Regions from separate parts of the Mus musculus genome. Here regions 1 and 2 are each linked to region 3. A link is a loop called in an ENCODE intact Hi-C map of the cell type or tissue named here. Cell type or tissue: left cerebral cortex. All regions are shown on one strand. Links, peaks and the distances in the headings refer to the core of each region. The heading gives the core; the rest is flanking DNA. Region 1 overlaps Shroom3 (shroom family member 3). Region 2 overlaps Ccng2 (cyclin G2). Region 3 holds the start of Ccdc158 (coiled-coil domain containing 158).

The links. Hi-C counts contacts between places; a loop is a spot of excess contacts. Peaks named below come from ENCODE experiments on the same cell type or tissue, not always from the same donor. Only the 100,000 strongest peaks of a DNase experiment are listed, where the experiment ranks them.
Region 1: it touches region 3 in a loop (2.3-fold over the local background); 2 of 42 quality-filtered maps call a loop at or near these places.
Region 2: it touches region 3 in a loop (2.3-fold over the local background); 3 of 42 quality-filtered maps call a loop at or near these places.

What each region holds. Positions count from the first base shown.
Region 1 is chr5:92,880,778-92,891,787 of GRCm38, forward strand. All of the region lies in intron 2 of Shroom3 (shroom family member 3), which reads left to right. Among named protein-coding and RNA genes, the nearest start is that of Mir1961, 98 kb to the left of the region's middle. In left cerebral cortex, for the core only: no CTCF peak of the experiment used is centred there; a DNase peak (open chromatin) is centred at 5,634.
Region 2 is chr5:93,273,082-93,284,091 of GRCm38, forward strand. Ccng2 (cyclin G2) reads left to right here. Exons shown (of 8, transcript NM_007635.4): 7 at 257-462; 8 at 1,793-3,150. The coding sequence ends at 1,916. Among named protein-coding and RNA genes, the nearest start is that of Ccng2, 11 kb to the left of the region's middle. In left cerebral cortex, for the core only: no CTCF peak of the experiment used is centred there; a DNase peak (open chromatin) is centred at 6,347.
Region 3 is chr5:92,673,492-92,684,501 of GRCm38, forward strand. It overlaps Ccdc158 (coiled-coil domain containing 158), which reads right to left and starts at 1,636. Exons shown (of 25, transcript NM_001360018.1): 1 at 1,567-1,636. It overlaps Shroom3 (shroom family member 3), which reads left to right and starts at 9,944. Exons shown (of 11, transcript NM_015756.2): 1 at 9,944-10,340. The coding sequence starts at 10,176. In left cerebral cortex, for the core only: a CTCF peak has its summit at 6,141 (motif pointing right); a DNase peak (open chromatin) is centred at 6,148.

The DNA of each region.
Region 1 (11,010 bases), core at 3,043-8,042, 210 kb after region 3:
TTATTATCTTAACTTCTGCTGTGTGTTATCAGTCTCCCTGAGTCTGATAGAATGGATCCATTGCCCTGCTGGTATTTTTCCAAGATCTGTCTGCTTTGTCCATCTGTGAAAAAGAACAGGTTTTTGTTGCGATATTTGGACACTACTTACATCCTTCACAAAATTCACAACATCTTCCTGTTCCTTGCTGGTGTAGTCTTTCTCTTTGCCATCCCGTGTGACAGCCTGACCCCATGTCATCCCTTCTTTCTTTGATAAATGCTGTCCTGAAACTCCACGGTATCAGCTCTGACCTGCCTGACCCTTCCTATTACAGAAAACTTGAAATGCATGATGAAGTTCCAGCCAGACATTTTTATCACAAAGCCAAACAGAGCCAGGTCACGGCATGACCTTATGGATTATAGGGAAAGAAGAGACTTTTCTGAGGAAATGTTTAGGCTGAAGCAGTGATTTAAAGGGATACTTCCAAAGGCCTTCAAAGATGCACAGTTTTTTATATTGTAAGTGTAGCATTCAAGAGTCCTGTGGTGCCTAGTATTTTTTTAAAGCTGGAGAAAGTTCTTGGACTCACTTCGTGCAGCTGTAGATTTATGTGACTGCCTATTAGAAAGACAGATCATGTACGTCACCTTCCAGAGCTGAAGAAAGATCTGCCAACTCTTCATTTTATAATTTGTATTGACATTGTGATGGGTTTCATAAAGTATTCTAGCTATATTTACCCCATTAATTCTTTGATTTGACTCTATTTATGTGCACATGTGCAAACGTGCACACACACACACGTCAGTCAATTAAAGTCTTTCCACCAAAGGAATCCCAGGTATTGAACTCAGGTTGTCAGCCAACAGCATGACTAAAAACGACTTTGGGGAGGAAAAGGTTTATTTCATCTTTGAACTCCCAGGTCACAGTCCTGAAGGATGTCAGGGCAGGAAGTGAAGCAGAGGCTATGGAGGAGTCCTGCTTACTGGGTTACTCCTCATGGCTTGCTCATGGCTGGCTCTGTCTGCTTTCTTATACACCCCAGGACTACTTGCCTCGGGAGTCGACTGGGATGGGACAGCCCACAGTATCCTGGTCCCTCTCACAACAGCCATTAAGAAAATGCCCTACAGATCTGCCTGCAGGCCAATCTGTTAGAGGCAGATTCTCAGCTGAGGTTTCCTCTTCCCAAATGACCCTAGCTTGTGTCAAGTTGGAAACAAAATGAAACAGTAACTTTCACAGCCATCTTGCTAGACCCCATCAACTTAACAAAGTGGGTGCAATGGCCTATTAGTCAACCCTGAAAAAGAAGGAAGTCATCTTGCAGGCTACCTGTGAATGAGAAGGAACTTTGAAGATACTGTGGTAAATTAAACACACCAATTGTAATAAGACAAATACCGTATGATCCCAGTTATACAGGGTACTTTCGTTCAGAGGGAGAGAAAATAGAACCATACTTGGTGGGGGCAGGGCGAGGAAGGATTTAAGGATTGCTTAATGGCCAGAGAGTTGCAATATAAAAAGAGTTATGTGTCAGGACATTTTGTGACAGAGGGACAGCCCTGTGAATAGACTTTATGTCACTGAACTTGGTCAAAGCACACTTTGTTATTTATACTTACCACGATTTATGAAACAGAGATTCTGTGTACGTGGCAGTTGTCAGGCAAACCCAAATGAGCATTTAATGGGAAATTATATGAATTTCTTCTGTGGTTGGGTTCATAGAGGAGCCTGCTTGTGCTACAGGGGGATTGCTGTAACTAGGCCCAGGGAGGGAATGATAGCGTGGAACTGGACACTCTAAAATAATGGTCTGAGTGTGTCAGGTGTTTTGAGGAAGCTAACAGAGGGTTCCAGGGCCATGCTAGCACCTGTGCCCACCCACACATGTCACAGGTGATTTGTGTCAAACAACGTTATCCTCCCTGCCACCGCTGTTCTTCTCCTGTAGCACCTATCTCTGGTGAACTTGGTATCGTCACATTTCCTGTGGTTAAAGCCATCCATCTGGCCATCTTCCTTGACTCTTTCTACTGATCTCAGTCAAATTTCGCAGGCTCTCTCTGCCTGGTCAGTCACAGACAATGACATAAACGTAAAAGGCAGCACGTTACTCACAGCAGACAAAAGATGGGGACAGTCAGGCCATATGTCACTTGGTAAGTAAATAAATCCAACGTTGTACATCCATACAATGGGGCACCAGTCAACGACAAAAAGGAACAATGGCGGACATTTGCTACAACCCTGATGAATCTCAAAGGCATACTTACTGAGAGCCAGCCACTTAAAGTCTATATTGTACGGCTGTGTTTACTCAAAATGCCTAGAAAAGACAAATCCACAGGGCTGAAAGGAGGCTCCTGGATAGCCTGGGCTGGAGGTGGAGCAGGAACAGGGACAAGGGAACCTTTGGGCGATGAAAATATCCTAAAACTGGAATATGGTGATGGTGGCTTCAAAAGGCTATAAAGAAGAAAAAAAAATGCTGTAAGAAAAGAGAGAGGGAGAAAGAAGAGAAAAAAATTGATCCATGTACTTTAAGAAGAGAATTTTATCTAGAAAAGATTTTTGCTGCTTCACATTGAAATCATACAGACACCTTAAGACAAGAATGGGGCATGGCTGTTTAAATTGATCCAGAAAATATAAAGGAAGTTTCTGCAGATGGGCAGGCCCTATCCTTTAACCCTATCTACCTTTCCTCCACCCCTCCAGCAATCTTTTCATCTCCTGGCCTCAGCTGAGCTCAGCCATTTGACTCTTCTTGTTTGTTCAGCAATTTTTAAACAAAGATTTATTTATTATTATATGTAAGTACACTGTAGCTGTCTTTAGACACACCAGAAGAAGGTGCCAGATCACATTGCAGATGGTTGTAAGCCACCAGGTGGTTGCTGGGATTTGAACTCAGGACCTTCAGAAGAGCCATCAGTGCTCTTAGCCACTAAGCCATCTCTCCAGCCCCAGCAAATATTTTTTGAGAGGTGCCTGTGTGCCAGGTACCTCTTGCTGGAGGCCTAGTCATACGTCAAGTGTGGAAGCCATACAAAAGTCTACAGACAGCAGGTTGTCTTGGCCTGATGGCACTTACATTCCAAGCCCAAGGCCACGTTCATTCCAGGCTGCACTCTGGAGACAATCCCAGTTGACCCAACTCACCACTGGCCTTTACAGAGACATCCTCTGCTTGAAGATTTTCAATGGCTTCCAGTTGTCTTTAGGATAAACTTCTAAGTCCCAACTAGAACCTGGTAGGACCTTCCCACTCAGGGCCTGCCAGGCCTTTGTGCTCAGACTCCGTCTGTACCCTTAGCCACCAGCTCCTTCCCATCCTCCTTCATTCACGGCATCTTCTCTTCTGTGGATCACTTAGCTGCCTTCTCTCAATCTCCTATTGAGTCTCTAATATCAGCATAAAGGCTTTGAATATCATTCAGGTCCTGAATGCCTGGGAGATAAACAGATATCCAAAGAGACATAGCCAGAGCCAGGCAGGTTTGACCACTATTTAAAATTAAATTAAAAATTGCATACCTGTGGCTGGATGTGATGGCGCATGCCTTTGGTCCCTACATTTGGGAGGCAAGGGCAGATGGATCTCTGAGTTCGATGCCAGCCTGGTCTACAAAGCAAGTTCTAAGACATTCAGAGCTACACAGAGAAATCAAAACAACAACAGCAATAATAATAAATCAAAATTGCGTACCTGTGAATCTAGCACTTGGGAGGTTACAACAGGGGGATTATGAGTTTGAGGCTACCTTAGGTTATACAGAGAGACACTGACTCAGAATATCAACAGACCAAAATAAAGGCAGGACCTAAGGTAATACATTAAAAAAATATATTTATCCTTATTGTTGTTATGGGAGACTGTGTGTTTTTAAGATTTATTTTGATTTGTTTTAAATGTGTATTTTGTGTGTGTGTGTGTGGGGGGTGCAGGAGCCCCTAGAGGTCAGAAGAGGGCGTCAGTTCTCTCTGGAGAGGGAGTTACAGGTTTGTAAGCTGACCAACATGGGTGCTGTTCCTCCCAGTGTGGGGTGGGATGCACGTGGAGCGAAGGCTCAGGGATACGTGGAACTGGAGGCTTTAGCTCCACTATTGCTCACTGGGATGTCTGTCCTCCTGGATCACTAGCAGACTTTTAAGTTGCAGTCACACAGTAGGGACTTAATATAGACTAGAATCTCCATTTCAGAAACTCGGTCCTCTATCCTCCGCTCTGCATGGCTAATGTTGGGAATACCCTGTTGGCCAGTGGTAGAGTGTCAGGACTCCCGACATGATGACCCTCAGGCCCCTTCCGCTTCTGTAAACTTTCAATTTCCCCAGCTTTGTCCACTGAAAGAGAAGGATATTTAAGTGTAACCACTCAGCTCCAGGCTAGAAGGCTGGCGGGTGAGTGGGAAGTATGGTGGGTTATAACAGCCTAGGAGCGGGTCCTCATGAAGGAATCGGCCATTTTCTTTTTCTTTATCTGTTGCTCTTTGCTTTTTAAGATGAAAGTAAATTTAAAGCATAGGACATACAACTTGCCACCGTACAGTTCAGTAGTGTTAGAGCACACATGTGTAAAACAGACCAGGGTTCTCTATTGACTATAACTCCAGTCACCTTGACTTATTGTTATAAAGTTACTTTAAAGGACAGACTTTTAAAATCCGATTAGTGTCTTCAAGTTCTTATATAAGTCAGGAAGCAAAGGTTTTTAGGGGTGGTGTGTGTGTGTGTGTGTATGTGTGTGTGGTGGATGGGTAAGTGTGTGTACGTGTGTGTGTATGGGTAGGTGAGTGGGGGTTAAGTGTATTATATGTGGGTGTGGGGTGGGTGAGTGTGTATATGTTGAGGGGGATGGGCAAGTGTATGTGTGTGTGTGTGGGGGTAGTTGAGTGGGGGTGAGTGTGTATGTGTGTGTGTGGGTGATGGGTGAGTGTGTATGTGTGTATGTGGGGGATGGGTGAGTGTGCATGTGTATGGGGGGATGGGTGAGTGTGCATGTGTGGGGGGGATGGGTGAGTGTGCATGTGTATGGGGGGGATGGGTGAGTGTGCATGTGTATGGGGGGATGGGTGAGTGTGCATGTGTGTGGGGGCAATGGGTGAGTGTACATGTGTGTGTGGGCGATAGATGAGTGTGCATGTATAGGAAGAGATGCCTGCTTCCAGTAACATTGATTACTTACTATATTTCTCTATCTTAACTTTTTTTTTTTTTTTTGGCCTCCTACGTATTTTCAAATATTGAGGGAGAGAGGATGAGGGTTTCAGCAGCCTCTTAGTCTCTCTTCACCACAGCACTGTATGGAAGTGTCTGCTAACTGGGTGGAAGCAGAGCCACCCTGTTTACCTAGAGTTCCTCTGAGGATTCCAGAACACATTTCCTTCCAGACCCACCCCCAACCTACCCCAAGCCTCCCCAGGCCCTTGCTTTCAGCAACTGTTCCACACTGGTCTCTGGGCCATGGCTCATGCCAGCTGCCAAGGGCCCCATTTGGGTTGGCTCCAGTTTCCTGAAGTCTGGCAGTCAGTTAATAAGGAAACCAGGGACGTAAATCACCAGCGCACAGAGTTCCTTCTGGGAAGCTTCAAGGCCTGTCATGTTCTCTCATTCCTACACTTGGGAAAGAGACCAGCACTCCTTCAGACATAAGCACGACTATCGACCAAAGCAGAGTCCTCAGACACAAGTATGAATCTAGACCAGAGATAAACATGGTGGGTGTGGGCTGGGAGTGGGAGGGAAGCACTAGGCAGGCTTAGCAAAGACATGTCCTGTTTAGAAAGAATGGGAATTTTTAATTTTTAAATTTTTTTAGTATAGAATAGAGTTTATTCAGGGCATGGGGAGTTAAGAGGGTAGTAGAGGCAGAGAAAGGCAGAGGGAGGGAGGGAGGGAGGGAGAGAAGAAGAAGAAGAAGAAGAAGAAGAAGAAGAAGAAGAAGAAGAAGAAGAAGAAGAGGAGGAAGAGGAGGAGGAGGAGGAGGAGGAAGAGGAGGAGGAGGAGGAGGAGAGGAGAGAAAGAGAGAGAGAGAAAGAGAAAGAAAGAGAAAGAGAAAGAGAAAGAGAAAGAGAGGTAGGCCATGAGCATGTGGAGGGCGAGGGGGAAGGGAATAGGAAGAGGAGAGCAAGAGCAAGAAAGAAGCAAGAGAGCAAGAGTGAGAATCTTATGTTGGCTTAAAAAAATTCATAAGCTGGTAGTTGCTATCTGGATAGAAGGTTCTCAACCAACAATTAGTGATATGGGATTTTTATTATAAATAGATTTTAAAGTATTGTTTTTATGACAAAGTTGGTAGTTTTAACACCCCAGTGAAGCACTTGTTGGGGCTCTATTCTAGAGCAGTTAGCACATGTGATTCTTTCCCTGAAGGATCTCCCTGTGCAGGCATCAAGACCATGAGCGTGTACTTCAGTAGAGCAGGCAGACGGGTACAGGCTGAGAACAAAGTTAGAGGACCCTGAAGTTCTCTAGTGTCAAGAGGGGCTGTGCCCAGCAACATGGCTCATCGTAGAAACATATTAAGAGCCTGATCTAAATTTCCAGGTCCCACGTGGTAGAAAGAGAACCAAGTCCCTCACATTTCCTCTGACCTCCACACGCATGTGGTAGTGACCTCTTCCCCCAGAAATGTTGGGGGTGGGGGATGTTGAACATAAAAGGTAACAAGCATTCAGAGACCCTGCTCAAAACATGAGTCTTTCTTAGTAGTGTAAGCACCTTTCAGGCAGACAGAATTCTTGGGTTGGTCAGATTGGGAATACAGGCTGTTGCTCAGCTCTTTCTGGGCAGATCTCTCTTATTGTCCTAATTTCTCCCATGAGGCAATGCCAATCAAGAGCTAGTTCTGTCTGCTCAAGCTGCCTGTGACCTTCTTGACTTTCGCCAACATAAGCACCCTTTGGATGCCTCCCAAATGTGCTGGCTACAAAACTCTCCCATTTTATCTACTGGTTCCTAGGCAAGAGCACTAAGGTATGTGGAATAACACTGACATCCGGCTTGGAAAGAGAACAGTTTCCTGGACACCTACAAGGAGAGAGTCTTGCTTAAAAACAAATACAAGTAGAAAATAAAGACAGACTTTCCTTGAGCTGGAATCTGTACGTGAAAGTATAAAATAAAACCCTGCGATGTGAGGCAGACGGACTGAAGGGGGCCCAGGACGATGACTCCTGGGAAGTTAGGCCCAGCTAGATTCACTTTTAGAGGCTCATTGTCTGCAGGTGTTGAAAGAAAAGTGCCTTGGCTCCTTAAGGTCAGGCAAGAAAATGGAGACTGTGAAACCGCAGCCACATTCAATTCTTCTGTTTTGCTTTTGAAAGCCCTTCAAGCTCAAAGCAGCTGCCAGCTTGCTGGTGGAAATTTTTTATTTTCAAGCATAAATATTAGAGTTTGCAAAGGAAGGGAGGTGGTTTTTTAAAAAAAAAAAATCAATGTCACTCCTTTTAAAACCAAGTCCACATTCCGCTCCATACCTCAGTTGTGGTCAGTCTTCAAAGTCACTTGCATCTCTAAAGCCCCCAATTCCTTTACCCACCAGAAACAATCTCTCTCTTGAAGTTACTTCTCTTCACTCTGGGGGTATCTTTAATGCACTGATCTTGAACAGCAACACTGGTGGCCTTTAAGCTTAAAGTATTTCGAGGTAGCCAAGACTTCTTACACAGGAATAAGGAAGAAAGCATATGAGGATCAGTGTCTTGATGCTATGAAAAGTAACGACAGACATCCCCTACACCCCCACCATCCCACACACCCCACCACCCTACCCTGCAAAAAAAAAAGGGGGGGGGGCTTCCAGGGTCCTGACAGGATTGAAGGATACAAAAACGCCAAATCTCTGATGGAGTTTCTTTTAAAAAGTAACTGGTTTGCTGTTGTTATTTTGTATAGTTCTGAGGTAATTGTTGGTGTCTTTGATGAGTCAGGGAAGCACTGAGTCACAGGTCTGCAAGCAGTGGGGGAACGTGAGACTTTTAGTCATTAGCACAGTTATCTCCAGGTCATTTTGTTATCTATCACTCCAGCTTACCGGAGAGTCACCTGCCTCCACTCCCTTCTTATCTATGAAATGAGATTAGATTCAGACACTTCAGCCTGGCTTTAAACCTTGCCCCTACTGCCTGCAAGGTGAGCTGGTGGCTTCTGATGCAGGTGGCCCCCGGGGGCCCAGGGCTCATCTCTTGCACTGTCTCCCCACCGAGTTATCAGGCAGCTGCTCACAAGAGGACACAGAACAGCAGGGCTCCAAATTAGCCAACTGGAGTCAAGCCCGTGATGTCGCAACTGTACCCAGCACTCACTCTCTTTCTCCTCATTCCACAGGTGGCACAGGATTAGGTGTTAATTATGAGGAATCCAGAGCTAAGTCTGTCTAAAAGAAGGTGCGTGGAGGTGACGTGCAAAGGACAATGCCTTTTACATAAAGGCTTCAATAGCCACAGATAGCTTCAGACTGTCAGAGGGACAGGAGGCAGGAGATGCCTGTCCTCAGAGATACCAAGTGACAACCACGCCCATTAAAAGAAAGAAGAAAAACCAAAGACAGTAGTCACCATTACCTACCTCTAAATCAGTATATTGCCGGTCCTTTCCAAATCTTTCTGGCTCATTATCTATGCCTTAAGAAACTTAAATAATTTTCGGGGGAGGGGCGGAAATAAGATATTCACAGTCCCCACCAGAACATTTGGTTATATTCCAGAAAATTTTTCTTCGAATCTTCTAGGCATCATCTTCACTGGCAGAGAGAGACGGTTTGGGTTCTGAACACTATCCATCCAACTCGGTCCAGCCCTTACACACTCTGCCTCCCGCTCCCCTGCCCCCCACCCCCCAGCCCCGGAAACACCCCTTAGCGACAAGGATATATCAGGGTTTGAACACACTCCAGTTGAACCCCATGCTGCTAAGGACATGTCTTACCTGACAAGGTCATAGGCCAGCAGCACTCCTCGTCACTTAGATCACATGCCTTTTCAAAGTCAGTATCCTTCACATACCTTGGACACTTCACTTCCTCCTGAAGGCTGCCACCTCTCCTGGGAGGTGGCAACTGTGAGTGGTTCTCAGAGCTTCAAGGTTGAAGAGGAAAACCCCTTTCTCCAGCATAAACCGGCAGAATCCGAGATTTGGTTATGTGAATTGCACTTAGATGTCTATCTCTGGCTAGAGACATCACAAGGTGGGTTTTCTCTCTTGAAGTTTTACGTGAAGATGGAAGTTTATAAGAATACTGCGAGTTGAATATAATAATTCTTCAACAAAGTCGCCATTTTCTCCCCCATAAAAACTCAACAATTTTAAGCGCCAAGATAGGAACTAAGATTGTACATGTTTTGTTTTGTTTTGTTTTAATACCAATTACTGTTGTAACTGCCGTCCCATGAAGCACTGGATCTGAGACCCCAGCAGCTGTATGATTCAGATTCAGGGTTGGGTTGCGCTCCTTCTCAAACTCCGAGAAGAGCTGCTTCCTGGAGGGAACTGACAACCCTAAGGTCACATAGAAAGGGCTGCATCCAGGGCTCGAATTGTCTGTGCCGTTCCTGGAGTCTACACTCTGAGCCGGCTCTGCTGGAACGTGATTGTCCCTTGGTGGCTAAGGCCTAAGGCCAAAGTCAGTGAGCCCAGCACATCCTGTTTAGCCTGTCCCCCAAATGCAGCAGCGGGACTTCTACAACTGGCACGCCATGACTCTGGGACAAAGGTTTTAGTGATTTCCCCTAGCCTACGACAGACCATCTAAATCCCGCTGATGCCTGTAAGGCCATCACTGTCCACCAGCTGCCTCTCTGAATCCATTAGCTGCATCTTGCCCTTTCCCTAGTTACTTACACCACCCCATTGGCCCAAGCTGTGTGATGCTCTGGCCCTTCAGACTTGTCTCTGAAACCCTGCTTCCCTCCTCTTGCTCATCCCTTAGGTCCTCGCATCAGCCCGGTGGAGACTTCCCTGACACAAGCTTTGTCTCCCACCTACTTCCAGCGCACAGAACTGAGAGGCAACGTTATCACAGCTATGTTTTTGAACTGGTAGATACCAGATGTACTGGGGAAGCCCTTTGATGATTTGCCGGGTACAAATCATGAGCTATTGACAGAGCAGGAGAGAGATAAAAAACTGAGCAGTTTGCGCTGGGAGATCTCATTTTATGGAAGGAGACAGAAACTTATTAGCAGCTAGCTTGGGGTCTCATCTAGTCTCTAGCAGTTGTGTTGAAAGGAGCCTGGACAACGTCCAGATGTCTGTGTCTTTCTCCCTCTCACCCCTTACCGTGTTTGTATATGTGTGTGAGTATGTGTTGGAGGGAGAGTGTGAGGGTATATCTCTGGTCTCTGGGTTGCAGTCTTCCCAGTGTTGACATCTAAGCATGCTGCCAACTGGGATAGTGGTGTCTGTCCCCACCTCCTATTGACCAGGCCTTGCCCGTTTAGCTTCTGCAGACACTTTTGTACCTGTTCTAAGTCACTGGGCAGCAGGGTTGGTGGAAAGGACAACCTCTCTTCAGGCCAAGCGCCCCAGGAGTGTATTTCTTTGATGAGTCCACCAGAGCCTCCAGCCAGGACCTGGAACGCTGCTAATGTCCCTCTGGCCCCCGAGGCTCTCCCTACCCTTCTAACGTTAGTTCTAAAGAGTTGTAATTTTTTAATTTTTTTTAAAGATTTATTTATTTATTATATATAAGTCCACTTCAGCTGTCATTAGACACCGAATAAGGCATCAGATCTCATTACAGATAGTTGTAAGCCACCATGTGGTTGCTGGGATTTGAACTTGGGACTTTTAGAAGGTTAGTCAGTGCTCTTAACTGCTGAGCTATCTCTGCAGTCCCAAAAGTTGTAATTTTTGTTGTGGGAGAAAAAATGGCTCTGACCAGAGCAATGGTTCTTAACTTTCTTAATGAAGTGACTCTTTAATACAGTTCCTCATGTTGTGGTGAACCCCCAATCATAAAATTATTTATTTGCGGGCTGGAGAGATGACTCAGTGGTTAAGAGCACTGAC
Region 2 (11,010 bases), core at 4,098-9,097, 600 kb after region 3:
TTGGTGTTTTCTTAGAATAGGCAGATATTTTTTGTGGGTTTTTTCCTGTGTAAGTAATACTTGGAGTGTTATTTCAACCAGCAGTTCCCATGTTTTGACTGCACATTACAATTGACTGTAGGACTTTAGAGACACTTAGCAGCCAGGTCATATTCTCATCTGTTGAATCAGGGTACCTGGCACCAATGACCATGTGACTTTAAGGGGCAGCAAAGTGTGAGAACCACTGTTACAGCATCTTCATCTTCCTACGCAGCTCAGCGACACTGAATTCTTTTACTGGAGGGAACTGGTTTCTAAATGTCTAGCAGAGTATTCTTCGCCTCGCTGCTGCAAGCCTGATCTGAAGAAGCTGGTATGGATTGTTTCGCGACGCACTGCGCAGAACCTCCACAGCAGCTACTACAGTGTTCCTGAGCTGCCCACTATCCCAGAGGGGGGTTGCTTTGACGGAAGTGAAAGGTAAGCAGGCGTCTTCCACAGACTAAATGTAATGGTGGGTTTTGTTAAAAACAAAACAAAACAAAACAAAACAAATCTGTAAGGGCCAGCAAGGTGTCTGAGCAGGTAAGGCCACTTGCTGACAAGCTGGAGTTTGAGTCCAGAACCCACACTGGAAGGAGTACCAACCACCGTAAGTGATTTTTTTTTCAACTCTACACATGCTGTAACATACAATACACCCTCTCCCTCCCTCGTCCTCTCTGTCCCCTCCCTGTCACCTGAGATAAGTAAATACATATAACTTAAAAATTGAAAGAAGAACCGGGGTGGAAACGGAACTCAGTTGGTAGTGTTTCATGGCATGCATGGAGTGTTTTGATCCCCAACACCATTAAACCAGGTGTGGAGTTGGAGGCAGGAGGGCCAGAAATTCGAGGTCATCCTTAGCTGTTCATGATTTCAAGACCATGTTACATGTGAGATGCTGTCTCAAAAAGAAATAAAATCCCTTGCGGAGAGTTAAAAGAGAAAATCCCTCCTCACATGGCAGTGGTTTTTCATGCCAGAAAATGAACTAGTTTTTAAAAAATAGACAATTTGTAAACCTCACCTCAAAGGATACTTTTATCTTCTCATTTTACTTACTTTGGAGACACAGTTTGGTTATTAAAACAAAAGCAATGCAAACGCAAACAGTATCCGGGCTTTTCCTGGTTGGCAGGGATCGCAGACGCCACACAGACATCTCTTTTTCCAGCGCTACACTTACTTCTGTAAAGTGAATTTTAGTAAATTTGATTGTGTGTGCTATCATCTAAGGACCAGAAACTCCAGTTTCATAGTGTGCTCTTGCTTTGGTGTTTGAGGGAACCGGAGAAGGAGTGACTGATACAAAGGATGCCTTTAAACAGATGCAGATTGGCAGACTTCTGTGGTTACCTCTGCTGCAGTTAATGGTACAGGCAGAAGAGATGGCACTTTTGTGCAGCTCTCTTAAGAAAACTATTGTTAGCCGGACATGGCAGTACATGCCATTAATCCCAGCACTTGGGAGGCAGAAGCAAGCAGATTTCTGTCAGTTCAAGGCCAGCCTGATCTACATAGTGAGTTCCAGGACAGCCAGGGCTACATAGAGAAACCCTGTCAGTGAATGAATGAACGAACATTATTGTTAAGGAAAGAACATCTTATAACTAGAATAGACTTGACGTGAAACTCAGTTCAACTGTGTACATGATGATTAGCTTTTGAATATAATATCTGTGTAAACTGCAGCAGTCAGAGTTGTAATTTGCTGATAGTCATGTGTGTTTTCAGCAGTGACACCCTCCTGTCTTTTTCCTTTCAGTGAGGACTCTGGTGAAGACATGAGTTGTGGAGAGGAGAGTCTCAGCAGCTCCCCACCCAGCGATCAGGAGTGCACCTTCTTCTTTGACTTCCAAGTGGCTCAGACACTGTGCTTTCCACCATAGAGGTCACATGTCTGTGTCAGGGTTTAAAGTGTGTGTACCTATTTCAAAGCAATACTTGGGGGTGTGGGTAGTTTTCTAGTCCAGCCCCCGTCTAGACAGGAATTTCACAGACTGGAATACCTACCTTCTATTTATTATTCAGATCAGATCTGGCCTATTTTCATATTTAATCCTAAGCCATCAAATGGGTTAGTGCCTCTTAACAGTACTTAAAACGTTGGCACTTTATTTTTTGTTGACATTTATCTTGGGGAGGAGGGAAGGTGCTGATTCCTTCATTCCTTTCAGGCCTTTGAAAGATGAACAGTGTAGCCTGTCTGAAACTGTAGAGCCTTCAGGTGTCTTTATTTAATAGGTTGGGAGTGTGCAAGGGCTTCCTTAGCAGGGACAGAAGGCAATCCTTTCATGGTTTATCTTGGATTTCCTTCTCCCTTGTTCTCAGAACAGAGACTGCAGTACTCTTGAGTGTCAAACACCAATTCTGTTTTTCTAATGGTGGTGTATTGTCCGATACAGATCCTACATGTTAAGAATTGACATGTCTGTGAATTTTAGTTCATAAATGTCTTGAGCTTTCTGCTGAAGCAGAAGTTGCCATCAAGCTAGGACTGTTAGTTGCATTCTTAATACCTAAGTATTGTCAGACTGTAGTATTATTTTAGTGTTACCTAAAAAAGTTCATAATCTGCTAGCTTTGCATGCACCTGTGTGAAAGCAGAACAGGGAATGGAGTTGATAAGTGCTGATTTAGCTCATCTCACTTTCTTGTATTAAAATATCTGCATGATTACTTTCTAATTGTTTTATAATTCACATTTCATAATGTATTGTATATGGGTGCCAAGATGTGAATATGAAGTGAAAGACCTCCAGTGTTTGTAGTGTTAGTTTAAAGCAATTCTGTGTGGTGATGGAGCCATAAGGATGAAGATGTGTACACTCTGTACACTGAAGCTTTTGTACAGAGAATTTTTAACTTTATAAACCTATGTGAAAATGTAAATCTTTAAAAATGTACATAAAATACTGTATTTTTTTACCTTTGTGTGTGATAATTGGTCAGTGCATGTAAATATAATTTATTGTGTGTTCTATATTATACTCAGACATTGATGACTTACTTTTTATTAGTAAGTCAACACCCAGTGAGGTGTTTTCCAAAGTAGATTTTTTTTGAATTCCGAATAGGTCATAATTCAAAAATAAAAATATTAATGAATTCTCCTTACATGTATTCCTATTTCAGTTTTTAATTGATTTTTGGTAAAAGTACTTGGTGCATTTTAATGTGAAGACTTGAAGTGAGGCTGAAGGGTCCAACATAGCTTTCTAACTGCTGACGAGCCCCCTGGATTGGAGTTTGTCATCAGTTTGTCCCTTAGTTTTAGAAATACCACAAAGCACTCTGGCACTTGAGAATTGACCTGTCTCCAGGTGGATTCATATTAAGCTTTCAGGAATGGCACATTAATCCAAATGCCTGCTTCTTCACAGTGAAAGCCAATGACACAATACCAAGTAGGCCGGTCTGTGATCTCTGGAGCGCTGCTGGGTGAATAAGCAAGCCATGCTTGGTAATGGAGGCCCACTAGTTCCTAGCACCTTGCTTTTGGTAACTTGAGGTTTTTAGGTTTACTTTTTGGTTTTGGTTTTGGGTTTTTTTGTTTGTTTGGTTTTTGTTTTTACATAAGGTCTCTATATAATCTTGGCTGTCCTGGAGCTCACTGTGTAGATCAGGCTGGCCTTGAACTCACAGAGATCTGCCTGCCTCTACCTCCCCAGTGCTGGAATGAAAGGTGTGTACCACTACACTTGACCTCTCTTTCAAATTAAAAAATAATGCATAGGTTCCCCCTTCTTTTGGATTTTGTAAACTTGTAGCAAATCAAGCACACTGAGTATGATGTGTTTGCTATTTTTGCCCTGGAGATACAGGCATGACCTGTGTATTAGTGTTCTATGACTACAGCAACTCTTACAAAGGACAACATTTAACTGGGGGTGGCTTGTTTCAGAGGTTTAGGCCTTTATTGTCATGGTGGGAAGCATGGCAGCACACAAGCACACATGCTGATGGCGAAAGAGCTGAGGGTTCAACATCTGGATTGGCAGACAGCAGGAAGAGAGTGACACTGGGCCTGGCTTGAGCATGTGAAACCTCAAATCCTACCCCCAGTGACACACTAACCTCCAACAAGGCCACACCCCTGAATGACCACTCCCTGGTGACCAAACATTTGAGTCTATGAGCCTATAGGGACCATTCTTAAATCGCCAGAGCTTCCTACTTTCCCTGTGAGGCATCTGTTCTAGGATGACCCTTATTAAGTAGCTTGGGCAAGCTACAATATGCTCTGCTTCAGATTTTAATTTACTGTGAAGTATTTGTGGTCTCTTCAGTCCCTTGCATTGTGTTGGTTTTCTTATTAGATCTCTCTGGGTGACTCTACCCATGCCTCTTCTTCTACTCCTAGTTTTTTATGTATTTATCTTAGACCTTTCCATTGAGCTTATTAGTCACCCTAGCCATTCTACTGGGAAGTTTCTGGTTACTCCTAAACCTGTTCTTACCTCTATCTCACCAAGTTAGAATTCTACCTGTTCAAGGGAAAAACCTGGCTAGTATTTTCACCTCCTGCTTGTTTACTGGAGAATAACTACCCTCATTTGGAGGATGTCACTTATACTGTTTAATCTCCTTACTGATTCTCCTTTTCTACCTCTTGTTTGGTTTACACATAAGTGTGCATGCATGTGCACACACACACACTGACCCTCCTATAATAGTGTTTACTATGCTATTCTTGATATCTTTTATTCCAGGTTTACTTAGAGCTGGTCCCTACTTGCTGCCCATTTAACCCTTTTAAGTATGCCAGTAAGAATGTCCTGAAAATTTGTTCAAAAGGATCCACTCAGTAAGAGAAACCAAGTCTACTCTGAACCTATTGCCGGGCTATTGTTGGCTTGTTTTCCCTTGCCATTTCCTGAGGCTAAAAAATGTTAAGGAAGCTGGCAAGCTGGCTGCTATGTGGAGGAAGATGGGCTGGAGTGTGTGAGTGTGCATGTGTGTATGCGTGTATGCACTTATGTGTGTGCTCGAGAGTGAGTGAGCATATGTATGAGCGTACATGTGTGTGCCCGTTTGTGTGTATGTGCATGTGTGTGTGAGTGTGAGTAGGCATACCTGTGAGCATGTGTGTGTGCATGCATGCATGTGTGTTATTACAAAGGGACTCACAAGCTTGCTATTATTTAATAATGCACCTTTCTCAAGGAATTGAGTCAGATTGAGACCCAGGCATCTGCACACATGACCACAGTGTGAGGAGAGGCTTCCATTTGACCTCGTTCTTGATCCACCCCTTTGAGTTGACAAAAAATTTGGCTCTTTTGGTTTGGATGTTGTGGTTTACAGTGGAAGCTGGATGTGTTTTGCTATTGTGCTGGTGTCCTGTTGGGTCCTGGGTCTCCACCCATGTGACCCTACTTCCACCTCTTGCCCTAGGATTGAGATTATGTAAGTATTGTGTTTTAATAAACCCCTTTGGACTTTAAATAAGAGTTTACATTGAAGTTAATTATACAGATGTTGGCTGCAGAAGTCTCATGGCAACTTAAACCATTTTCTTGGTCTAGGATTTTGTTTTTTTCTTCAACTCCTGTCATTTAAACACTAGATTGTAGCATGATGTGTCCCCTACATCCTATCTCCTACCACATAGGCAAGTTCTGATACAGACACACCACTTCATTTATATAAAGGGAGATTAAGACACTCATTTTGTCCCTCCTTTTTTTTTTTTTTTTTGTGAAATGGTGGGGTTGAATCCAAGATGTTGAACATGCTAGGCGTGCCCTTTATCCTGGAGACTCTGTTCCAAAACTCTTTGGAGTACAATTTTCCTGTAAACACCACAAATATCCAACAACTGTCTGTGCTAGTCACACAGAGAGTAGATATCAGACTGGTAGATAGTCTCCCAAAGTGGCAGTCAGGCACTCTAACCCCCACCATCACCCGCAGCATTGTGATTTTCTTTCAGTCAATGAATGAACCCTCTTTCCCTTTTATTTTGGCTGCTCTTGTGTTGACTTGTCTGCCTACTTTAAAGTGCAACAGGAGAAGGTGTGTGTGTGTGTGTGTGTGTGTGTGTAAGTCTAGGCTTTAACAAACAGGTAGCTACTCTTTTTGCCTTCTTGGCCCTCTGTTTTATCACAAAGGAGTTTGCACTAGACCTGAAAGATGTGAGACCACGTGGAAGGGGTGTTAAGAATGAAAATCCTCTTGATGTTCTGGGTTTTCAGCTAAACACCCTGGATCCTCACCTGCAAACCCAACCCCTACAATTGGTCCTGATCCACCACAGACCCATAAGAAAGAAGTCTCTTGAAGCCTCTAGGCTTTGGGATGGTGCGCTACAGAGAAATAAATAGCTGAAACAAAATATTCATGGCCAGAGGGTGATTATATGAATGTAATGTTTTTATTCCTGAAATGGATTTATGTCGTTGGCGTTTTACATAATACGGAGTGAAGTGTGAACACACACCGATTATCTCCTTCCTTTGATGAAACCCTTAACAGATCTTGGTTCCTTAGCATCCAGTTCAAGCTTCCTTACCATGACTCACTGGATGGCTGTCTGAACATCCCCTGTGTGCCCAAACCAAACTAAGTGCTTGCTATGTGACACCAAACGCATCCCCATCCTTAGGGAATTTAAGGGTGAAATATAACAAATCCTGTCATTTGAAAAGCCCGTGATAATGCTTCCTTTCAAGAAGTTCTCCCACAGCATCCTTGTCAGTGCCATGTGTTGTTTTTATAACTTAAATTTGCCTTCTCCCAACAGTTTTCTGTTGCCTTCGCCTGCTCTCTTCACCTGTCTTTCCCCTGGAGGGAGAGGCTGTTGGTGGAGAGGCTCTTGGTGTCTCTTTTCTTTGCGGAATGCCCAACACTAGGTATATCATCTCCATTTTCTCCAGCTGCTGCGTGGTTTTATTATAGGTAACAGGCAACTTTACTGACTCTACACCATGCCAAATGCCTGACATGGATTATTTACGCCTTGTTCCAAAGCTATCCGATCAGTCCTGGTACAGTGCTAGGCGTGTTAGAGAACTTAGGTTCATTGATATTTCTCTGGTAGGCAGGACTGTGACCCAAACCCATCTGCCTGCCAGACACTGAGCTCTTCATTTCAGCGCTCAACTGCCCCGAAGCTGATACCATTCAACCTGAATCGGCGGCAGAATTCATATGAAGAACAGTATTGAGAATACCAGGGAAATCAAAATTACACTCTTCCTGCTCTGTCTTTAAGGGCTTATGCCCATAGAAAGGAAAAACAGTTAGGATTCAGAGCTAAGGCATCTTTACTTACTCTGGAACCGGATTAGACCAGAAATGGAATGGTCGGGGCAGTCTAGTACCAAAGCAGTTAGGACTTAAAGCAGGGATTTCTGTGTTGGTGCTGGGATTGAGTCCAGGGCCAAGCCCGTGGCGTATTCACTGCATACTCACGCCATTACTGAGCTCAACCCTAGCCCTAGAGCAAGGGATTTTAATTTGACCCCAGACCTGTGGCGCTTAGGCTTAAGAACCTTTCCAAACACATACCCATTCAGTTCTTACACTGATTTTATAGTTGATGCTTCATTATTATATTCTGGGACCAAGACTTAGAGCAGTTCATGCTTAACTAGAGTGGAACTCTGTAAGAACTGTCTTGTTAAAGGCTTGCTTACTTTTTCCCCATATTCTTATTACCCAACATAGCAATTACCTCTGGAGTACTTCCAGTAATTATTCCACAGGGCTGGAATATTCTTTTCCCTTAATTGGGAACTTTTTATGAGAAGAGATGATATATTCTGTGTCCTTTTTCTCCTTCAACCTGCCTAACATAATACTGGGTACAAACATATTCCCGTGTTGAGAATTATGCCTGGTCATGCCTTTGACATTCTTGGTTACAGCTATCCATAATTTGCAGAGGTAGACTTTTATGCAAGTAAGGACAAATTCAGCTTCTCTAAAGCCAGGGTTTCAACAGAGCACACGGGAGGTCCCAGCCCATCGCTCTAGATACTGCCCTGCACTGTATCAAAGGTGAGGTGTAGAGACAAAGACCAACTGGCATTAGGTTCCAGCAGCTAGAGCGTCAGGCACTGTGGAAGTGTTGGTGTCTCAGTTTCTTCTATGTATAACAAAGCTACAGTAATAGTGGCCACTGTCAAGGAGAGCAGGGAGAAAGGCCCAGCCAGCAACATCTGAGGAGTTCCCCTAACCTGTTAGGGACTTTGCCTCAAGCCAAACAGATTTGTGGCACAGGCGCCGAAAGTTTCACAAGTTGGCAGTATGAAGTTGAAGTTTAATGAAGATACTTGAATATAGACTTTAGCGTGAGGTTAAGAAAAGGAGCGGTGCTCAGAACAAAAATCAGATATACCCGAGGGCATGGTGAGGGCTTCTCAGAGAAGAGCTTGCAGTGTGGTGAACGACATTTTAAACATAAATATTAAGCATGGATGTTGGGAGTGGGCAGGTGCTGTTAAGAACAAGAGATGGGACTCGAGAGACAGCTTAGTGGTTAAGAACACTTGTTGCTCTTGCAGAGGACCTAGGCTCAGTTCTCAGCATCCACGCAGTGGTTCACAGTCATCCATAACTCTAGTTCCGGGGACCCAATGCTTTCTTCTGACTACTGTGGGCCTTGCACACGTGTAGTATACATACCTGTAGGCAAATACACACACACACACACACACACACACACACACACACACACACACACACACACTAAGTCTTAGGAAGCACATGGGAGAAAAAAGAACAAGATGCTAGAGAAAGTGTAAGACACCCATTGGTGGCAGGTTTCCCGAGAGGAAGTTGCTGTTTGCTTTCTTTACAATAGTCATATGTAGGATTCGGGGGGCTTCTGAAGCTATTGTCTTTCATCTTGGAGAACCTTCAAGAGATGAGATGGAAGCAGGAGGCATCTTACAGTGCTTACCATGGATAGGATCACAGGCATGTAGGATGATGTCTTTAAACAAAGCTAGTAGTCCTGGATTTTGAATTTCCCAGAAAAGGTAAGGGGTAGTATGTGTGTGTGCTGGGGGGGGGGGGGGAGAATTTGACCCTACCTAATATCATACATAGTTCTGACACTGTGGTGGCGCACACCTTTAATTCCAGCACTCGGGAGGCAGAGGCAGGTGGATTTCTGAGTTCAAGGCCAGCCTGGTCTACAAAGTGAGTTCCAGGATAGCCAAGGCTATACAGAGAAACCCTGTCTCAAAAAACAACAACAACAAAAAAGTATACTTTTTTTGGCCGGCTCTCCAGGAAACAATACTGTTCTGCGTCCCTATTGATAGCTAAAGTCAGTGAGTTTCCTCACGTTCATGCCAGAGATTTTCGACAGGGATGGGGAGGAGGACTGGAGGACTCAGCGAAGCAAATGAGCTCATTAGTTTCCTAAAGGGCCTGGAGGAAGATGTCACTGAAAGGGATGGAAGAAAAGAAATACAGGTCCCCAGAGGCTAGGCTCAAAACGCAATCTGAGCATGGCTGCTTTCCATTGAGTCCCACGTTCCAGCTCGCCCGTGTTGTGCAACACCCATCATACACCATCAGAACACCCAGAGTCCTTTGTGGGTTGTAGCAGGCAAGCAGCTGGAACCAGCTGCTGCCCTTGGGCCTGGGCAGGCCAAAGTCTCTCAGTTCAGCCTTGGAGAAAGGTTTGCCTGCAGCGATGCCTGTCCAGCCTGAGCACTTGTCCTGTCTTGTACATCAGAGGAGCGCTGCAGACTGGAGACTGCAGGCTGGAGATCAAAGGCTAGCCAAGCTGCCAGCTCTCAGAAGCGGTGCTGTGCCTGAACTTGGGACCTGGCTCCAGCAGCAGATATGCATCTTGGTTGCTCGAGGGAGACAGTCCGTGGCATTTAGGGGTGGGGCATCAACGAAAGAGAAGAGAGTGACAAAGCGTTCTATATGCCCTTTTATATTCGTAGTATACCAAGTGCTACAGTTCTTCCCGTTCTCTTTTTATGTTTTTACTTTTTATTTTTTAAGTTGGAAAGGTTTGAGTGTAGAATGTTGATAGGGAAGATTCTTAAAATACGGTCCTAAATATTACCCAGCATGCATCTATTTGGATGCACAAATGTCTTCATGGTACCTGCCAGCTGTCTTCTCCAGGGATTGGGCTTTCCACAGGGATTCAGGGGGCTTCTTTCTTTCCTGGAGAGCTTACACAGCACACTGGTGCAGCTGTTTACCAGCTGTTGTCTGGATTTAGGGCAGAATCCCTGTTTGGGCGTCAGTGACTTGGCGACTTCACGTTGTTTCCAGCACTTTTGTGTCTTAGAGACAAACAAGGCTACAGGACAGACAAGAGCAGCAGAGAGAAGTGGGCGTTTGCCCCACCCACGGCTAACTTGCCACTGGCTTGTCTTGATGCTCTTAGAACATTCGAGAAGTAAGGGAAGGTCAACCTAAGGGAAGGTCATTCATTTCCTCTGTTCTAATACACAAGACTCCGGGTTTGCTGAAACCAACGAATCAGACTGTACTTCAAGAGCAGATAGCCTGTTGCTTCCAAAGTGTGTGTGCCCAACAGGCTCTTGCTATTTTATCAGCTCAAAGACACTCAAGAAGGCCCTGAAACTTTAGATGTTTTCTTCAAGTCCCGAGGGCCTCTATGTAATCATTCCCAGACCTATTTTGCTTTAATACTCATTCTGGGGAACTCAGTGGTCCTGTCTTCTGTTTTCCAGCGGCACTTCTGCACATCAGAAGGTTTGAAACCCAAAACATGCGACAGTCTAAAAACTTGAAGTGCCAGCATGAACAGAAGAGCAGAACACTTCATACTATGAATATTTGTTTTATATATAAAATGATTAGCAGTATCGTATAAAGTCACCGTCAGGCTATGTATATACGGTGTATGTATATGATGTATATGTGTATGTATATATGTATATATCTATCTCTGTTGTAGTTGATTATGTATTGGCTAATATTAAAATGTCCCTCCTCACCCAAAACAAAACAAACCCTAAAACAACTCAAGGCCAAAAC
Region 3 (11,010 bases), core at 3,517-8,516:
TACAGTTCCAGGAAATCTGATGCCCTTTTCTGACCTCTGTGAGCAACAAACACTAACATGGCATACATACATACATACATGCAGGCAAAACACTCATACACAAAAATAAATCCAAAATTTAAAAACAAATTCTTGATTTAAGTCACATATGCAAAACCTTTCTCAAAGACACTTCCAGGCTCCAGAGATTAAGAGCTAACTTTTTAGGTGGCCAGTATTTGGCTTGTAAGGCCATACAGTTAACCCCATGCCCTCTGGGGATAGGTGGTTTCGAAAAAGGCCCTTTTAAATGGATGCTATAGGTTTGTTTGTTTTTGTATTTTAAGTCAGGGTCTCTCTACATAGCCCTGGCTGGCCTGGAGCTCTCTATGGAGACCTCACAGAGATCTGCCTGCCTCTGCCTCCTGAGTGCTAGAATTCAAGGTGTGCACCACCACACCAGCTTTAGATTCTAGAGTTTTAAAGTGGATCACTCTAATACAGAAGAACAGAGTCACCCCCGAAACTAAAACAGCAAGCAAAGGCCTTGTAGATACATCAAATAAATCTTTAACAACTACATTTAGAGGGTAAACAGCCTCTAAATGTAGTTCACACTCAACTAAAATGAATAGATAACTGTATTAAAATTTAAAATATGGGACTGGAATGATGGCTAGGCCTTAGAGCACTTGCTGCCAGTGTCCAGGTCCCAGCACCTGCATGGCTGCTCAAAACCTTCTGTAAGTCCAGTTCCAGGGAATCCCACAACCCCTTCTAGCCACCACAGGCATCAGGCACCCACATGGTGCCCTTACACACAGGCAGGCAAAATACTAAATTAACATAAAATAAAAATACATCTTTAAAAAAATGAAAAACGTGGCACAGAGGTTGGCATTTCAGATCTCTGCCTCAACTTTCCCACTCCCATAGACCATAGGTATACACACATTAGCAGCCCTGTCTAACTCACCCTCTGGGAAGATTCAACACTCTGGACCTTTTTTTCTTATGTAGTTATCAGCCAAAACACACCGAGGAACAGCCCACACCACTTACTTGTTTTCTGCATTCCCGTGACCTTAAAGCCAACCTGACATTTAACAGGAGCAATGCCTAGGACCGCTCAATTGGGGACTTCTGCAAGTGTTGTGGGAAAGGAGGCTGTTGCTGAGGTGGAAAGTCTAGGACCTGAAGTGGATTATCAAGAGGCTACAGTCACACAGTCTCATGTGGGACGAAATACTGGTGACAGCCCGAGACTCCACTGTCTGTCCCCACAGTTTCCCATCTCTTCCAGAGATTCCCAGGAGCCAGGCCGGAACAAAAGTGAGCAGGGAGCAGTCCTGTTGGACTCAAAGAATTCTGCAAGTGACTCTGCAGTCACGAAGACCCAGGTTTCCCGCCACTGCCCCTGGAGAACAGGGACAGTGTACAAAGTGGAAAACAGCTGTACAAAGTGATTGGGCTGCTTCCACGTGTGACCATAAGGCCATGGAAAGTTCCAGAAGGAACAGGAGTCGATCCAGGTCCTCAAGGAGAACGACCCTTCCCTGTACCCCGAGGCGCACTCCGTCCGCATACCTGCTAACAACACCTAGCCCTAAGAGACCGGCCGCATGTCCGCGGGGGCCGCGGCCGCACCTGCGAGACCCTGTCGGCTCTCACTGCACCCGAGACCGCGACCCCGCGCAGCTACCTTACCACGGCACCCGACCGGCCACCTCGAGGCCTCGAGCTCCCTGCTTCTGCGGAGCGCAAGCCCGGTCTGACGGTTGGCGGCGAGGAACTTAGGGAGAAAGGGGGCGGGGTGTGAGGGAAGGGCGGGGCGTAAGGAGGGCGGGGCGTGAGAGAAGCCGGAAGGCTGAGGTACGAGAAAAGGCGGGGCGTGAGGAGGAGGGCTGGACCGGAGAGGGGAGAGGGGAGAGGGGAGGCTGAGGCAGAAGAAGAGGGGCGGGGCCTGAGAGAGCGCTGCCCGTGAGGGGGCGGGGCAGGCAGCCTGTAAGACCACGCCCCCGGACTGCTACGTGCTCCCCGCTCCCCTACCCCGTCGCCAAGGCAACCAGGGAGGCCCAACAAGCCACATTTCTTCGCTTACTACTGCCCTGCAACCCGGCTCCTTATCTAGCCTCACTCTCCTGTCGTCCTCACAAAGACCCCACAAAGATCCTCCCAGCTACCAAATGGCACAGATCCTCTCTGTTACCAGCGCTCAGAGAGAGGGGCAGGCTGACATCCTTATTCACATGTGCAGTCTACTCCCCCTAACCCACCCCACCCCTGCCTGTTCAAGCTAACAGAATAACTTGCATTTTGCAGCTCGCCTGTGCTTAGCCTGTGCTTTTAAGTTGCACTTCCGTCCGGACTGTTTTTTCAGGTTCAGAGTTCTTCGGATAACTGACCTTTCTGCCTTCGGAGAGCTGTTTCCTCTTCTGTGCTTCGGTTACTCTGTCGTTATAACGACTATACACTCAGACTCCAGCGTGCTGTTCAAATTAGCATCCCAAAGAAAGAGTTCCAAAGAGGCGGAAGATGAGAGATACAACCTGTAGCGTTTGTTATTGTTTTGAAGACAGAGACTCCCTACGTAGCCTAGGGTGGCCACAAACTTGGAATCCTTCTGCCTCTTAGACTATGCTCTTACAGAAGTGTATAGATCAACTTTTGCTTTGTGATGTTGGATTCTGTTAACTATCAAGGTTAAGTAGTACAACACATATACAGTGTATAAATTGACTATAAATATCAAACACTTTTATGTAATGCAGTTACAAATTGTAACCTTTTATGAAGTACCATTGAAGACTTTTGTCATACCGCTTACTGCCTTGGAAACAACTAGGACTATAGCGTCAAGTACATAAACAGGAAATTATAATCACTAAGCAGGACGATAAATGGCTAGCCTCTGTGACTAGACTGAAAACAAGTTCCAATTAGTTTCCTTTAAACCTTTTCATTTCTATCAAAACATAAGTGTGTTCTTTTGGCATAAAACATTTTAATTACCTAACACGTGACTCTTATTGCTGTCTCATTTTGTGTGTGTTTGTACCCTGAATAAAGTTTTTTCTTCTCTTGATCGGGCTATGTGACTTAGGAAGCCTCAGCCTAAATGTGGGTCCTAGCCCAGTTAGGAGGGGTGGAAGGGAAACCTTCCAAAGGTGAGTTTGTGGTTGTCCCTACCATCCTTTGTTACCATCAGAACCCAGTTTCTTTAGCCTTCCCATGTGGACTGAAGACCAGGGGCTCCCCACACCTCCTGTACCAGCCTAGGATTGCTAAGGCACCCAGCCTTATACACTAACTAGGTCCTGGGTTTTCAGCCTCTTCAGAGGGATACAGACCTTACTGTGAAAGGTGAAGTAGTAAAGCCTAAATATGCATTCACTCTGTTCCTCTAGAGAGCATTAACTATAGTAGGGGTGCAAGTGGAGCTCAGAGGTCAGTGTGGGGTATCTTCCTCGGAGAGAGCTTTCCCTCTGCCTTTTTACATAGGTTCTGGGACCAAACACAGGGAGTCAAGCTTGCTAGGTGAGTCCCTTTCCCAGCTGAGCCATACTGCGGGTTCCACCTTAGTTCCTGAGATAGGGTCTCTTACTGAGCCTGGAGCTCACAGTTGGCTAGACTGACCCACCAGCAAGACCCAGAGAGCCTCCTGTCTCTGTCTCCCCAAGCTTTTGAATATGTGGGTGCTGAGGACCCAAACTCCAGTCTTCATACTTGCAGGGCAAGAACTGTATAAAAACAACACCTCCTTGCCTTATAGAACAAAGAGCTTAAAGAGGAAGGAAGGGGTCCAGGATTCCTTAAGCAGCCATTCATTATTGCACAGACGTTGATAGGCACCAGGCTTAAGTGATGAGTGATGAATAATATATCATCTTGGTTTTTTGTTTCTTTGTTTTAAAATTTTTAAATGTGTTGTGTGTGGGTGTCATATATATATATATATAGTGTGTGTGTGTGTATGTCTTTGCACCAAGGAGGTGTTGTATTCCCTGGGACTGGAGTCACAGGCAGTTGTGATTCCAATCACATTTCATTACAAGAACAGCCAGTGCTCTTAAACCACTGAGTCATCTCTCCAGCCATGCTACTGAGCATTTTTCCCCTGTTGTTCTAGGAATCATACTCCAATCATAAATGCTATGCAAATGCTGCAAAATACACACCTACATATGGTATGTATGTGTATATATATGTATATATATGGTTGTTTTATATACATTTTAATGTAACACAGTTGCTTAGAACAGTATTTTAAATATGTATGCCACATATCCCATATATATCCCATACATATACATATATGTATATCATATATATATCACAACTCCAACAACACTATCATTTAAACGTATGTTAAAATATACATACAATGATTATTTAAACCTTTTGAAAATTACATTTATTTGTTTGTTTATTTGTGTAGAGCACATGTTGTGGTCAGAGGGCACCTTGCAGGCCTTGGCTCCTGCCTTCCACCATATGTGTCCCAGATATTAAAGCCAGTCGGTCAGATTTGGCTACAAGTACATTTACCCATTATGCTGTCTCACTGGCCCAGGGGCCCATTTTTGGCATTTTTATTATAAGTGGCATTAGCTCACACACTCTTTTGCTGGTTTTTTGTTTGTTTGTTTATTGTATTTGGTTTTTGTTTTGTTATAACCAGTCCTCTCTGAAACTTCGTTCTTCCCCAGCTGGAACTTGGTGCTTATTATATTCTAGTTTCTCCAACCCCAGCAATCATTGTTCTAGTTTCTGTGTCTATGGTCTTATCTGCTGTAGGCACTGCTCATATGTATAAGCAAATAGAGCTTTTTAAAAAAGGTTTATGTTATTTGTACGAGAGTTTTTCTTGCATGAACATATATGTACAACATTCGTGCCTGGTGCCCTTGGGGCCAGAAAATGGAGTTGTATCCCCTCAAACTAGATTACAGGTGGTTGTGAGCCACCATATAGGTGCTGGTAACTAAGCTTGGAAAGTGTGGAAAAGCAGTAAGTACTCTTACCTGGTGAGCCATCTCTCTGGCCCCCAGTGTCTGCTTGTATGTGTCCGGCTTACTTAGTATGTTTTGAAGGTTTATTTCTACAAATGTATTCCACTCCCTTTGCTTTGTTTTGTTCTGAGACACAGTCTTGTGTGGCCCAGGCTGACCTCAAACTCACTACATAGTCAAGGATGACCTTGAATCCTGATCTTCCTGCCTCCACCTTCCAAATGCTAGGGTTACATGGTGTGTACCACCATGCCCAGAGAATTTCATTCTGTTTATATATATATATATATATCACATGGTGTTATTTGCTCATGTGTTCCTGGAATTCTCGAAGTCCTTGTACAGTAAGTTTATGTTGCTAGTTTTCTTGCTTGCTTTTTGAGTCAAGGGTATCCCTACATAGCCCAGACTGGCCTGGAATGTCACATGTAGCCCAGCTGCCCTTGAATTGACAATACTCCTGTTTCTGTGGCTGAGCACTGGGGTGGCAGGTGTGCATCATGAGGCTCTGCTGACCTTTTAAGATCTAACATCATGGAGACAAAATTCCCTTTGAATAAACTGCCGCCACCTGCCTTATACCATCCATGAGTCGTGCCCGATGTACGCTGATAAAACCGCCATGGCAATTACAATCACCGTGGACCCCTTCGGAAAGATTTTGATTATCTGTGCTGTGATTATTGTGACACGGGCCTTATTGTAGCTTGAGGGGCAGGTGCTGTACATTGTCTGTTCCTTGTGTTCTCCTTGATTCTTGCTGAACCCCAGTTATGGGGAAGTATCCATCATAATGTTCTATGGTTCTGTACTTCAGGGAAAGTTCCAGCATGGAGATACTATTGGAATAAACTAACTTTCGTGCCTTCATGCTTTTCCCAAGAACCTGCTTTCGGGGGCAGTGTGTAAACCACTTCTGGCCTTTGCAGGCCAGGAGCTGCCGGCTACCTAAGGCTGTCTTAGGAAGACCCATGAAGAGGTGACTCTTTTTGTGTATAAAATATTGCCTAGAGAAATGGGCAAGCTTTAAAATAAGCTGGATTTTGTTTTAGATTGTTCAGAATCATTCTAAGACTATATAATTTATTCCAACCTGTACTTCAACATCTTGTCTGCAATGACTTGAATAAATTAGTGGCCCAGAAGGACCACTAGATGTCACCCTGGCTTCATTTTCAGAGACTTTCTTGAGCAGTTAAAAACAACCAAAATTCAATGCTTTGAAAATTAATTAGAATTCCAGCGTTTGGAAGGCAGAAGCAACTGGATTTTTGTGAGTCTGTGGCCAGCCTGGTCTACGGAGCTTTCTCCACGCCAGCTACAGCTATATAGTGAGATCTCGTCTCAACAAAACAAGCATTAATAAATATATAAAATAAAAATTGTATTAGAGATGTCAGCAAAAGTAGGAGCTGTAGCTTGAAGGCAGAGCTGTTGTCATCGAGAGCATGAAAGGCCCTTGTATCCCTGATGCATATATACCCATTGCAAAAAAAAAAAAATTAGTAAAACTAGAAAGATACTATGGCATTTGAAAGAGTTGAGTATGGGAATGCTAGATGGGGAGCAAGGTGTTGTGGCTATATTTCTCCTCTGTGGACACACGATGAGACTTGTAAGAAAGACCTTGCAGAATTTGTCAAATATATATATATACATACACACACACACACACACATACACATATATATATATATATATATATATATACACACACACAAACACACACACACACACACACACACACACACATATATATACACACACACACACACACACATACATACATACACACATACACACACACACACACTGGGCATGGTGGTACACACCTGTAACCCTAGCATTTGGAAGGTGGAGGCAGGAAGATCAGGATTCAAGGTCATCCTTGACTATGTAGTGAGTTTGAGGTCAGCCTGGGCCACACAAGACTGTGTCTCAGAACAAAACAAAGCAAAGGGAGTGGAATACATTTGTAGAAACAAACCTTCAAAACATACTAAGTAAGCCAGACACATACAAGCAGACACTGGGGGCCAGAGAGATGGCTCACCAGGTAAGAGTACTTACTGCTTTTCTAGAGGACCCAAACTCAGTTCCCAGCACCCACATGTGTAGTTGCCACCTGCTGGGGTGTGTCTATTATGAAAATGATTTATTTTTAAATTAGTAAAGTAGAGTCAAGTCTAAATATGAGGCAGAAGGATAGGGATGTAGCAGAAATCAGAAAAGAGACGGTGACACTTTTCTTCTGAGGCCTTTCTTCCAAATCAGGAAGAAGCTGGGTGGGGGGATCCTTGAAATACTCCCTCCAATTAGTTGTCTGTCCTCTGACCTCCACAGGCACACCATGGCTGCCAAGTCAAGTTACCTTCATACCAAAATGACAATGTGAAGACCCTGTGAAACCCAGAGGAAAAAGTCATACTATAGTGTGTGTGTGTGTGTGTGTGTGTGTGTGTGTGTGTGTGTGTGTTCAAACGCCTTCAGGATACTCATGTGGAGGTCAGAGGGCAACCTTAAGTGTAGCTGCTTGCCTACTACCTAGCTTGAGTTGGGGTCTCTGCTTCAATCCACTTCCTAGCTGACTTACAGCTTCCGGGTTATCCATCCCCATCTTTGGTCTGCCCGTGGGAGAACAGGGATCATGGACACAGACACCACTGTGGCTGTCTACAAGGGTTCTGGGTGTTAGAACTCACTTGCACAACAGTGCTTAACCTATTGAGCCCACCCTACTATTTTTTATTTTTTAGACATAATATTGCTGCATTACTAAGGCTGAACTTTGAGAACTCACGATTCTCCAGCTTAGGTGGGACTACAAACCCTCACCACCATGCCCAGCTTTCCTTTCAGTCTTTGTTTACAAATTAAGCTGCAAAAGGAAGTATCAATAAAAACAGCCTAAGGAAGTATCAATAAAAACATCCTAAATTACCCTTAAGGATCAACTCAGGTTTACCACTTTCACTTGGCATACCTGTTTCCATTAGATTACCATTATATAAAAATGATATTTTTTCCCTACTATTGGGCCCTTTGGGTAAAGTTATTACTGCAAACAGTAATAAAATAAAACAATACAGGCCTTGTGCTGTATATTAAATGTTAGCCTTTGGAGGAGGGAGGAGGTAGGGTCTCGGGTGTCCCGGCTGCCCTGAACTTTATGACCTTGACCTTCAGATGCTGCTGATGTGGTACTAAGCTACACTCCCCCCATGCCAGCCTAAGCATCACAGGTGTAGCTCATGTGTTTATTTATTGTGTGCATGTGTACATATGATGTGGGTGTATGCACGTGTGAGTCTGAACACACTTGTGTCATGGTGTGTAGAAGATAACTTTGGGGACTCAGTTCTAGCTGTCCACCTTCTTGACGTGGGGTCTCTTGTCTCTAGAGCTGTGCTGTGTACTCTTAGGCTATTTGAACATGAAACTTGCAGGCCATTCTCCTGCCTGTGCCTTCCATCTTAGTGTAGAGGGGTTGGGATTACAGATGGACACCCCTGCATCTGGCTTTTTATGTGGGCTCCTGGAACTGAACCTTGGTGGTTAGGCTTGTACAGTGTGTGTGTGTGTGTGCGTGTGTGCGCGCGCGCCCGCTTTACTTTCTAAGCCGTTTAGTTGGCCCATTATTACAACTGTCCCAATTTCACAGTCTTACTTGCTCCGTAGTATCTGCTCTTCGTTATAAGTAAAAACACCAAAATCAATTTTTTATTACATTTCTATCATTTTAAATCCAGTACTGAAAAATAAAACTCATCACAAATTTAAGTAGAAAAACTTTGGGTAAATATTTTTCTTGAAAAGAATTCTAATTTGTCCCAATAATCTCAGAGGACTCTGGGCAAGACCAGAGTATATGCTACCATATACTGCTCACACTCTGGAAAGTAACGTTAAATATTGTATAGCATTATTACAAAGTTACACTGATAACCTAGAGTCAGAGGCACATTGTGCCCTGAGTGCCTAGTACTTAACAGCGGGTATCAAGCAATCTTGGGGTAGACCACAGTTTAAGGAAGAAAAGGCCTTCCTCAGTTTGCACAGCAAAGCAGTTTGTCTGGAGAGGCCAATCTTATGCAGCTTGTGGTATTTTCTTCTAATGAAATCAATAAAGCCCTTGACACTTGAAAGTTCGCCCGACCTGCTTAGGAGCAGCCTCTCAGACTTGGCGGCCCAGCAGAAGTGCCTGGAGGGATTTTCAAAATTCCAACGCTTGCCCGAAGTTCTGCTTTAATTAGTAAGAGGCGGGGCTCTTCTGGTAACTATTTCTAGCCATCTGTACTGTATTTTCAGCTTCCTCGGTGTTATCGACTGTAGGCCGGCTCTGATTGCCAGGTCTTTGTGGCTGAATTCGGCCGAGCGCACTCCTCTGCCACCCGCACTCTCGCTTCAGGCGGCTGCAGAGGGACCCACCATCGCTGAAAATGCTAAAGAAAAGAAGCGCAGCGCATCGCTGAGATTTGGGGGTGACTTCCTCCAGACACTAAGGATTTCTGCCCTCCAAGCCGCCCGCGCCCCTCCGCCCCCCGTCTTTCCTCTTACAAACCTCCCCTAACCTAAGAAGCAAGCGCTGAACTTAATGCTTGACAAAAATGGGTACAAAGTTTTCGCACAGCCTTTCCGCCCCCCGGGGACAGGATCGAAAATTCCGAGGGCAACAGGAGCACCGCTAGCGCCCGCTTTCTTTAAATGCGGCTTCTGCGGAGGGCGGACGCTATTGTCATGGTAAATTTCACTCGCTCAGGAAGAAAGGGTTGGTGATCAATCAAAAAAAAAAAAAAAAAAAAAAAAAAAAGAGGTATTCCTTTGCGGCTCTGCCTCTGCCTCTTTCTTCCTAGACAGGGTGAAAGGCTTTTTACTATTCTCGGTTAAAAACCAAAAACACAGACAAGGCTTTGGCGCGTGTGGGAGCCGAAAGCAGTCTGCGGAGACCCTGGGGGACGTCAGTGTGAACGCAGTGGGTAGACCCCACTCAGGACTTCCGCTGAATTCCAGCGGGTGTAGTGGGAGAAGCATCCCCGGGGAGCCGCAGGCTTCGCTGTCCCGACTGAGTTTATCTTGGCCTGAGGGCAGCGTGCTGAGCGATCTAACCCAGCAGGGAAGCTCCTCTTGCCTCCATCTGGGTCAGGCACTTTAAACCGAAGCCGACTTGACCATGCCTCTGGCGCGATGAAGACTCCGGAGAACTTGGAGGAGCCTAGCGCCACGCCAAACCCCAGTAGGACCCCCACGGAGAGATTCGTTTATCTGGAAGCGCTCCTAGAGGGAGGGGCTCCCTGGGGCTTCACCCTGAAAGGTGGCCTGGAGCGTGGAGAACCGTTAATCATTTCCAAGGTAAGTTTCTGCTCTCAGTATTGTCTGCAACCAACTTGTGGCTTTTTGTTTGTAGCTTTTAAGGTTGTGTCAGATTTGTCAAAAAAAAAAAAAAAAAAAAAAAAAAAAAGAAAGAAAGAAAAGAAAAATCCTGTTCGTTGCCTGAACTGCACTTAACTACCCAATTTGTTGACTCATGACTTTCTGATTATCTGGAAATGTTTTTGGATAGTTTGGTGTTTGGGAGAAAAGTGTGTGTCTAGCTCATTTATTCTGTGAAATCCCCAGGAAAAATGTGCTCAATTGATGGCTAATCTTCTCTTTTCGAGTATGAAATGCAGGATCAGTTCCCACATGAGCCTTCCGTTATAAATCAGCTTAAAGATCAGCAGCCTCCTAAGGTCGTGGCATAGTACACAGTCCGGGTCAGAAAAAGCTCGCCCTTCAACCGAGAAAACCCAGCTTTAAAACTGCTTGAAATGTTCTGTTAAGTTTAGATCATTAACCCAGGTGTGGTGTGGTGGTGGTGATGGTGATGGTGCAGGTCACCAAACTCAGCAGGGGGGTGGGGACGACACGGAGGCAAGATTTTCAGCCCAGATCAAGTTAGCAAGATTCTGGCCCCAAAACCAAACCAACCAACCAACCAACCAAATAATTTTGGAGAATTGATTGCTTTATATACAGAAGG